Linked DNA regions of Homo sapiens: region 1 is linked to region 2. A link is an interaction called in ENCODE POLR2A ChIA-PET data of the cell type or tissue named here. Cell type or tissue: K562. All regions are shown on one strand.

Region 1 (5,000 bases), 430 kb before region 2:
TAATTGTGATGTTAGGGTGTCAATTTTAGATCTTTCCTGCTTTCTCTTGTGGGCATTTAGTGCTATAAATTTCCCTCTACACACTGCTTTAAATGTGTCTCAGAGATTCTGGTACGTCGTGTCTTTGTTCTCATTGGTTTCAAAGAACATCTTTATGTCTGCCTTCATTTCGTTATTTACCCAGTAATTCAGGAGCAGGTTGTTCAGTTTCCATGTAGTTGTGCGGTTTTGAGTGGGTTTCTTAATCCTGAGTTCTAATTTGATTGCACTGTGTTCTGAGAGACAGTTTGTTGTGATTTCTGTTCTTTTACATTTGCTGAGGAGTGTTTTACTTCCAATTATGTGGTCAATTTTAGAATAATTACCATGCGGTGCTAAGAAGAATGTATATTCTGTTGATTTGGGATGGAGAGTTCTGTAGATGTCTGTTAGGTCCACTTGGTCCAGAGCTGAGTTCAAGTCCTGGATATCCTTGTTAATTTCCTGTCTTTTGATCTGTCTAATATTGACAGTGGGGTGTTAAAGTCTCCCACTATTATTGTGTGGAAATCTAAGTCTCTTTGTAGGTCTCTAAGAACTTGCTTTATGCGTCTAGGTGCTCCTGTGTTGGGTGCATATATATTTAGGATAGTTAGCTCTTCTTGTTGCATTGATCTCCTTACCATTATGTAATGCCCTTCTTTATCTCTTTTGATCTTTGTTGGTTTAAAGTCTTTTATCAGAGACTAGGATTGCAACCCCTGCTTTTTTTGCTTTCCATTTGCTTGGCAGATCTTAATTCATTGTGAGTAGCCTTCCACGCCCATTACTTTTCCTGGCTATGCGGTTCCCCACCATGGAAGTGTACCATAGTATACTCATTTCCTTATTGTTGGATGTGTGTATCACTAAATTTTTGCTATTTTAAAGAATGTTTGTATGCCCTTGACTATTTCTTATTCCTGTGATGAAAGGCCTACTTGGAGCTCCCATTACGGAAATGACTTTAGAGTCAACTTACGCACCACCCAGGAAAGCCTGCCGTTCCTTCATCATGGGGGAAGACTTGTTCCTACATATCTTCTTTGAGGGATTTTTCAGTTGTGCATTCTTTAGAATGATTAAAAATCATTCAGAACAATAGCAGTATTATTAGAACAGTCGTTAGGGACAAACCCACCGTTATTAATGAATCCTGAAATGTTTGGAAAGGAGTTGAGTGTTGATGCTTTCTGAGTGTATCTTGCATTTAAGTACTTGGTTTGGGTGGAATGGCAACACTTTTGGTTCATTTACCATCTTATCTACACTTAACTTATGGGCATCTTCTTTTTTTTTTTTTTTTTTCCTTAAAATGGAGGGTGTTTTAGTCTAGGGAGTAGTTTTACCAAAAGATAGATGATCTATGACTACTAGAAAAGGAACATTGTCATGTGTGAATTTTCCTGATGTTTCTGATTGTAAAAGTAATACTTGGTTAATTATAGAATATTTGGGGAAAGGATGGCAAAAAGTAAAGGATCAGGAAGAAAAATAAAAAGCCATAAATGATCTTGCTTAGTGTTAGTTACCATCTACATTGTAGGGCATTTATAAAATAGCTTTAAAACAATCAGCTGTTTCTTTTTCTGCCTCCCGCCCTCCTCCGCCCCCCATACACATACACATACTCCATATGAACGTTTTGCTCTTGGAAATTCATATTTTGGCAGTGGTTCATAAAGGCCTGGTCTTATTTTGATGGAACAGCCCGACCTTGGCATCTACACATAGCTACTTCCTTTCTCTGCTGTCTTGGCTTCCCCTGCAGCATGTCATGGGATCAGCTATAGCAACAACCAGCCAGTCATGTGGAACTGAGGCTAAGACTTGACACTCCCCAACCATCCCAGAAAACTGAGGGCTTCCTTAGGTTTGATGCCTGAGGTCTCCCCTGCTCATTCAACCCAGGGTGTTTCTCTGGCTTCCTCACCTCACATCACCCTCTGTCTGCCTTCCCACCGTTCACCCCCCAACACTCCCTCCCCACACAATTTCTTCCTCAAGTAACCTCATTACTCCTGAGTAGCACTAACAGTGGCCACAGCTTTTTGAGTGCCATCTTTGGCCAGGCATTGTGCTATGCAGTACATGTAACTATCTCCATGCTTACTAGCCAAAGCGTGATCAGAGGTTAACACATAGCAAAGAGGTGACAGAGCCAGAACTATCTGGCCTTGTTCAGAGGCCTCCAGATTGGACTGGAATGCCTGTGCTCTGAACCCTTTCATTGTGTTCTTCCTGCTTTCTTAGCAGGCCACTTCTTTCTAAGGTACTTCAAAGAACAGCTCCCCATCAGGGGCCCTGTGTGTTGTGGCAGTGTGATTTATGTCAAGGACCATTCCAAGGGAAGTGTCCTGAACCGGCAGCTCCTGCCAGCCTGACACCTTTCCAGTGCCTAACCCGAGTCAGGAGATTCCTTCCTTCCTCCTTCCGTGGGGATGCCTGACATTGTAGCTACATTGGGTTTTTGTTTGTTTGTTTGGAGAGAGGACCTTGCTGTGTCACCCAGGCTGGAGTGCAGTGGCACAGTCACAGCTCACTGTAGCCTTTACCTCCTGGGCTCAAGCGATCCTCCCACCTCAGCCTCCCAAGTAGCTGGGACTACAGTTATGTGCCACCACACCAGTCTAATTTTTTTTTAATGTTTTTATTTTTGTAGAGACAGGGTCTCACTATAATACCCAGGCTCCGATCATGCTATGCTTAACTTTTAGGAAGTGTCTGGAGCTCTCTGTTCGGGGACCTCAGACCAATACCTTCCTCTCCCTGCTCACTTGTAGCAGTTCCTTGTATACTGGAGCCCTGTCTAACCTGAGTCTATAAATCACCCTTCCTACTCAGAAACCCCTGAAAATGGGGAACCAAGCAAGCCGCTGGCATGTGCTGGAGCCCAGGTCTCCTGGGAAGGTCCACATGGGGGATGGTGTCCCGTAGCAGGCTGTAGGTTTCAGAGCCCAGCGGGTGGTGGGGAGCCCTCAATTTGTAAGGAAAGGCCAGATGACAATTGTCTTTCTTCCTGGTTCCTCACATATCATAAAACCACCTCTTTCTCATCTCCACCACCCCCATCTCCAGGCTTGACTCACTGATTGTTTTCTTTTTTGGACAATGTCAGACCCTGCCCTTTTCCTGGAACTTCTCAGTCCTCCACTGGCCTGCGTCAGCAAATTCCTAAGTAGCAGATGACCTTCAAGATGTGTGAGAAGGAAGGGACAGGAATGATTGTCAGGATTGTCAGTTCCCCAGGGAACTCTGCATTTCTGACTTAGGGAGGGTAGATGACTCACCCTTCCAAGAACCCATCTGTCTGTCCGGGCCTGTGGGGCTCTGGAGAATAGAATATGGAGTACCCTGGTTTACAGGCACTGCCACCTCCTTATTTCAGGATGGGTTCAGGGATGTAGGATTGGAGTTGGGAGATTTCTTAGTTCTGCTATGGATGCTTTGTACTTAGGCAAGTTCAAAACCTCCCTAAGCTTTGGCTTCTTTACTGGGTAAAGTAGGGTTGGAGGCATTTCAGGCTTTCCTTCTTCTCACCTGATGCTATCACTACACATCTAGGCATTCACGTAATGGAAACTTACAAAGTTGCTCAATACCTCTCTTCATGTCCCCAAAGAGAGCAAGCAAGTGTCCCCATTATACTTCTTACAGTGAGGAGCCAGAGCTTCCAGGTATGCTAAGCCATTGCTCCCTGTTCCACTGCTGAATGCATGCTGGTGCCTTCCAGAGTCACCCCTTTGGTCTGATTCACTTAGTGCTGTGGCTCCGAGAAGTGGCCCTCTCTTTCAGCCAGCAGCTTGGGGTGGGGCCAGTAGAGTGGGAACCACAGTGGCTATATGAGTCAATTTGCTCATATTGTCATTTGACTCACTGACCCTGATGGGGAAGATAGTGTTATTCCCACAGTGTGGTAGTACACACTGGGGCTTATAGGGACTGAGCCTACTCAAGGGTATATGGTGCTGTGGGTCAGAGCTGGGGCATGGCCCAGGGATTCAGTGTGCCTTGACTCCCCCTGTAAATGTTCCTCTCAGAAGCCTTCTTGGCCTTCCAGCCCTTGGTTTTTGAGACAACCAGCAGTCATTTGTTCGTTCCTGACATTCCTTCCTGTCCCTTCCTTCCAGGTTCTGTGGACAATCACAATGGGAATCCAAGGAGGGTCTGTCCTGTTCGGGCTGCTGCTCGTCCTGGCTGTCTTCTGCCATTCAGGTGAGTGCTCCAGTCTCAGGACATGGATCTAGGCTGCCTTGGCCATGAACTCCCTTCTTAAGCCTCAGTTTCAGCCCCAGCTGCTCCTCCAGGCCTGGCTTTGGTTCTTTTGCCTTCCAGTGTTACAGGTCTGGGGTTGTATGACAGCTCCTTCCTATGTTATGACCTTGTCCTCAGTGGGGCATCGTCCTGAGTTACAGCCCGTCCTGAGTTACAGCGTGGCTTTTGGCAGGGGTGGGTCAACAATCGGCGGCTGAAGTTTCACTCCTGTCACCATAAGCTGCTTGGGGACACCAATGGATACCATTCTTAGAGTGCTGTGCAAGTCCCTTTGGGGTCCACTCTGCTTAGAGCCATCTGAGCTCAGTCCTTCTGCTCTGAGGCTCCTCCTGTGTTTTAATGATGATGATGGTCATAGTGACAGCAGCAGCAGCTAACTAACCCTGAAGCATTTATGTGCCAGTCACTACTCTAAGCATTTTACGTGTATTTGCTTATTTAATCCTCATGCCAACCTGATGGAGTTGGTGGTATTTTTATCCTTGTTTTACAAGCAACAAGATTGAGGCCTCCCCAAAATTAATAACTTGTCAAATAACACACAGAAGTGGTACACGGGAATGTGAACACACAGTCTGGCAACAGAGTCCCTGCTCTTCCCTCCTGCTCCAGGCCATCTGTCACTGGGCCACCCCCTCTCCTCAGCCACCCCTCCCCTGGTTGCTGGAGGAAATTGTGTGCTTCTGAGTCAACTTCTATAACAGTGG
Region 2 (5,000 bases):
AATGGAATACAAACAGAAACAAATAAACTTAACTGTATTTCAAAAATAATAACATAATCACACTGAAGGTGGGAGAGAAGGAGTTTGGGGAGGAACTAACCTAAGTAACTTTGGAACACAGTATTTTGACTACATACTCCAAGTCTCAGGCTAAAGAATAAAAGAGCTGCAAATACATGTTGTACTCTGGTTACTAAATTAGGAGTGGCAGGGGTGAACAATTCTAAAACTCCTTTAAATGTATTCCAAAATTGAGCAAATAAGTAACATATTGTGGCTAATGAGAGTCAGTTTCTTGGTGTCAAATGAGGGATTACACATAAGAAAGAACAAACTCTCAGGTATCAAAATTGGACATATCAGCATGAATTTATGATTTTAATATACAAACAGATAGACATAGAAATATACACATAAAACCGGGTGTGGTAATTGTAGCACTTTGGGAGACCAACACTGGCAGATTGCTTCAGCTCACCCTTGGCAACATGGCAAAACCCTGTCTCTACAAAACAATACAAAAATTAGACAGGCATGGTAGAATGCACCTGAAGTCCCAGCTACTCAGGAGGCTGAGGTGAGAGGGTCATATGAGCCCGGCGGGGTGGAGGTTGCAGTAAGCCAAGATCATGTCACTGTACTCCAGTCTGGGTGACTGAGTGAGACTCTCAAAAAAACAAAACAAAAAAATACTACACACATAAACACCCACAAATATATCAACATACAGGAATACCTCAGAGATATTGCAGGTTTGGTTCCAGACCACCACAATAAAGCAAATACCCCAATAAGGTGAGTCACACAAATTTTTTGGTTTCCCAGTACATATAAAAGTTATGTTTACATTATACTGTAGTCTATTAAGTGTGCAACAGCATTATGTCTAAAAAAATGTATAGCTCTTAATTTAAAAATACTTGATAGCTAAAAAATGCTAACAGGAATCTGAACCTTCAGTTGTAATACTTTGGCTGGTTGGCTGGTGGAGGGTCTCACCTTAATGTTGATGGCTGCTGACCAATCAGGATGGTGGTTGCTGAAGGTTAAAATGGCTGCAAGTTCTTTTTTTTTTTTTGCGATGGAGTCTTGCTCTTGTCACCCAGGCTGGAGTGCACTGGCAAGATCTCTCAGCTCACCGCAACCTCCGCCTCCCAGGTTCAAGCGATTCTCCTGCCTCAGCCTTCCGAGTAGCTGGGATTACAAGCACCTGCCATCACGCCCAGCTAATTTTTGTATTTTTAGTAGAAGTAGAGACAGGGTTTCGCCATGTTGGCCAGGCTGGTCTCGAACTCCTGACCTTGTGATCTGCCCGCCTCAGCCTCCCAAAGTGCTGGGATTATAGGCATGAGCCGCCGTGCCTGGCCTCTTTTCTTTCTTTCTTTTTTTTTTTTTTTTTTTTTTTGAGACAGGGTCTCACTCTGTCACCCAGACTTGAGTGCAGTGGCACAGTCTCTGCTCACCGCAACCTCTGCCTCCCAGGCACAAGCAATCCTCCCACCTCAGCATCCAAGAAGCTACGACTACAGACACACACCACCAAGCTCAGCTAATTTTTGTGTTTTTGTAGAGATGAGGTCCCACCACATTGCCCAGGCTGGTCTGGAACTCCTGACTTCATGATCCTCCCACCTCAGCCTCCCAAAGTGCTAGGATAACAGGCGTGAGCCACTGCACCTGGCCAACGATGTCTCAAAGACTATAGTAAAGTTTGCCACATTGATTTGCTCTTTCATGAAAGACTTCTCTGTAGAACGCGATGCTATTTAATGATGTTTTACCCACAGGAGAACTTCTTTCAAAATTGGAGCCAATCCTCTCAAACCTTGCTGCTGGCTTTATCAACTAAGTTGATATAATAGTCTAAATCCTTTGCTATCATTTCAATTGTTCACAGCATCTCCACCAGCATTAGATTCCATCTCAAGAAACCACTTTCTTTTCTTTTTTTTTTGAGACAGAGTCTCGTTCTGCAGCCCAGGCTGGAATTGCAGTGGCATGATCTCGGCTCACTGCAACCTCTGCCACCCAGGTTCCAGCGATTCTCCTGCCTCAGCCTCCCGAGTAGCTGAGATTACAGGCACCTGCCACTGTGCCCGGCTAATTTTTGCATTTTTAGTAGAGACAGGGTTTCACCATATTGGTCAATCTGGTCTTGAACTCCTGACCTCGTGATCCACCTGCCTCGACCTCCCAAAGTGCTAGGATTACAGGCGTGAGCCACCGCGCCCGGCCCAAGAAACCACTTTCTTTGCTCATCCAAAAGAAGCAACTCGTCTAGGCCAGGCACAGTGGCTCACACCTGTAATCCCAGCACTTTGGGAGGCCGAGGCAGGTAGATCACTTGAGGTCAGGGGTTCAAGACCAGCCTGGCCAACATGGTAAAACCCAGTCTCTACTAAAAATACAAAAATTAGCCAGGCATGGTGGCAGGCACCTGTAATTCCAGCTACTTGGGAGGCTGAGGCAGGAGAATTGCCTGAACCCAGGAGGTGGAGGTTGAAATGAGCCAAGATTGCACCACTGCACTCCAGCCTGGGCAACACAGACTCCATCTCAAAACAAACAAACAAAAAGAAGCAACTTGTCAATAGGTCAAGTTTAATCGTCAGATTGCAGCAAGTCAGTCCCATCTTCAGACTCCACTTCTAATTCTACTAACTCCACTTCTAATTCTACTAATAGTTCTCTTGCTATTTCCACCATATCTGCAGTTACCTCCTCAAGACTGAAGTCTTGAACCCCTCGAAGTCATCCATGAGGGTTGGAATCAACTTCTTCCAAATTCCTGTTAATGCTGCCATGAATCATGAATGCTCTTAATGGCATCTACAACAATAAATCCTTTCCAGAAGGTTTTCAATTTACTTTGCCCAGATGCATCAGAGGAATTACTATCTATAGCAGCTATGGCCTTACCAAACATATTTCTTAAAGAATGAGACTTGAAAGTAAAAATGACTCCCTGATGCATGCAGGGACTGCAGAATGGATGTTGTGTTAGCAAACATGAAAACAATATTATTCTCCCTATATATCTCCATCAGAGCTCTTGGGTAACCAGGTGCCTTGTTAATGTGTAGTAATAAATATTTTGAAATATTTTTCTCTGAGCAGTAGGTCTCAACAGCATGCTTAAAATATTCAGTAAACCATGCTGTAAATAGATATGCTCTAATCCAGGCTTTGGTATTCCATTTCTAGAACATAGGCAGAGTCGAGGCAGAGTCGATTTGGCGTAATTCTAAAGGGCTCTGGGATTTTCAGAATGGTAAGTGAGCATTGGCCACAACTTAAAGTCACCAGCTGCATTATCCCAACAAAGCTAGCCTGTTCTGGCTGGGTGCGGTGGCTCACACCTGTTAATCCCAGCACTTTGGGAGGCCAAGGAGGGAGGATCACTTGAGGTCAGGAGTTCAAGACCAGCCTGGCCAACATGGTGAAACCCTGTCTCTACTAAAATACAAAAATTAGCTAGGCATGGTAGTGCGCCCCTGTAATCCCAGCTACTCGGGAGGCTGAGGTAGGAGAATCGCTTGAACCTGGCAGGTAGAGGTTGCAATGAGCCAGGATCACACCACTGCACTCCAGCCTGGGTGACAGAGCAAGACTCCATCTCAAGAAAAAAAAAAAAAAAAAAAAAAAAAAGCCTGTTCTTTGAAGTTCTGAAGCCAGGCATTGACTTCTCTCTAGCTATGAAAGTCCTAGATGGTATCATCTTACAATATAAAGCTGTTTCATCTACATTAAAAATCTGTTGTGTAGTGTAGCCACCTTTACCAATGATCTCAGCTAGATCTTCTGCATCAGCCCTTGCTGCTTCACCTTGCACTTTTATGTTATGGAGAGGCTTCTTTCCTTAAACCTCATGAATCAACCTCTGCTAGTTTCCATCTTTTCTTCTGCAGCTTCCTCACCTTTCTGCACTTTCATAGAATTGAAGAGAGTTAAGGCCTGGCTCTGGCTTAGAGTTTGGCTTAAGGGAATGTTGTGACTAATTTGATCACTTATCCAGACCACAAAAATCTCTTCCAGCAGGGCGCGGTGGCTCACATCTGTAATCCCAGCTCTCTGGGAGGCCAAGTTGGGTGGATCCCCTGAGGTCAAGGGTTCAAGACCAGCCTGGCCAACATGGCGAAGCCCCGTCTCTACTAAAAATACAAAAATTAGCCAGGCGTGGTGGTGTGCACCTGTAATCCCAGCTACTCGGGAGGCTGAGGCAGGAGAATTGATCCAACCCAGAAGGCAGAGGTTGCAGTGAGCCAAGATTGTGCCACTGCACTCCAGCCTAGGCAACAGGGTGAGAGACTCCATCTCAAAAAAAAAAAAAAAAAATCTTTTCCATATCAGCAATAACACTGTTTTGCTTTTTTACCATTTACTACTCACTGGAGTAGCACTTTTAATTTCCTTCAGAACTTTTCCTTTGTATTCGCCACTTGACTGTTTGCCACAATAGGCCTAGCTTTCAGCCTGCCTTGGCTTTCCACACGCCTTCCTCGCTAAACTTAATCATTTCTAGCTTTTGATTTAAAGCAAGAGACATGAGATCTTCCTTTCTCTTAGAACACTGAGAGGCCACTGCAGGGTTACTAACTGGCCTACTTTCAATATTGTTGTGTCTCAGGTAATAGGGAGGCCAGAGGAGAAGGAGAGACCAAGGATCAGCTGGTTGTTAGAGCAGTCGGAGCTCACACATTTATTACGTTCACCATCTTATATAGGCACAGTCTGTGGTGCCCCAAAACGATTATAATAGTAACATCAAAGACTACTGTTCAAAGATCATTGTAACAAATAATAATAAAGTTTGAAATATCATTAATTACCAAAAAGTGACATAAAATGAGCGCATGCTGTTGAGAAAATGGCACCAACAGACCTGACACAAGGTTGCCACAAACCTTCAATTTGTAAAAAGCATGTATATGTGAAATGCAATAAAGCAAAACAAGAAAACAAGGTATGCTTCTATATTTTCTAACTTTGCCACTCAAAAG

What was found. Peaks named below come from ENCODE experiments on the same cell type or tissue, not always from the same donor. Only the 100,000 strongest peaks of a DNase experiment are listed, where the experiment ranks them.
Region 1: POLR2A ChIA-PET joins it to region 2 with 6 read pairs; 3 of 35 experiments call an interaction of 5 or more read pairs at or near these places.

The regions. Positions count from the first base shown.
Region 1 is chr11:33,721,612-33,726,611 of GRCh38, reverse strand. CD59 (CD59 molecule (CD59 blood group)) reads left to right here. Exons shown (of 4, transcript NM_000611.6): 2 at 4,149-4,233. The coding sequence starts at 4,167. Among named protein-coding and RNA genes, the nearest start is that of CD59, 12 kb to the left of the region's middle. RefSeq lists an enhancer at 2,527-2,616. In K562, no CTCF peak of the experiment used is centred here; DNase peaks (open chromatin) are centred at 3,041, 3,291 and 3,861; H3K4me3 peaks cover 574 bases.
Region 2 is chr11:33,296,427-33,301,426 of GRCh38, reverse strand. All of the region lies in intron 2 of HIPK3 (homeodomain interacting protein kinase 3), which reads right to left. Among named protein-coding and RNA genes, the nearest start is that of HIPK3, 42 kb to the right of the region's middle. In K562, no CTCF peak of the experiment used is centred here; no DNase peak of the experiment used is centred here.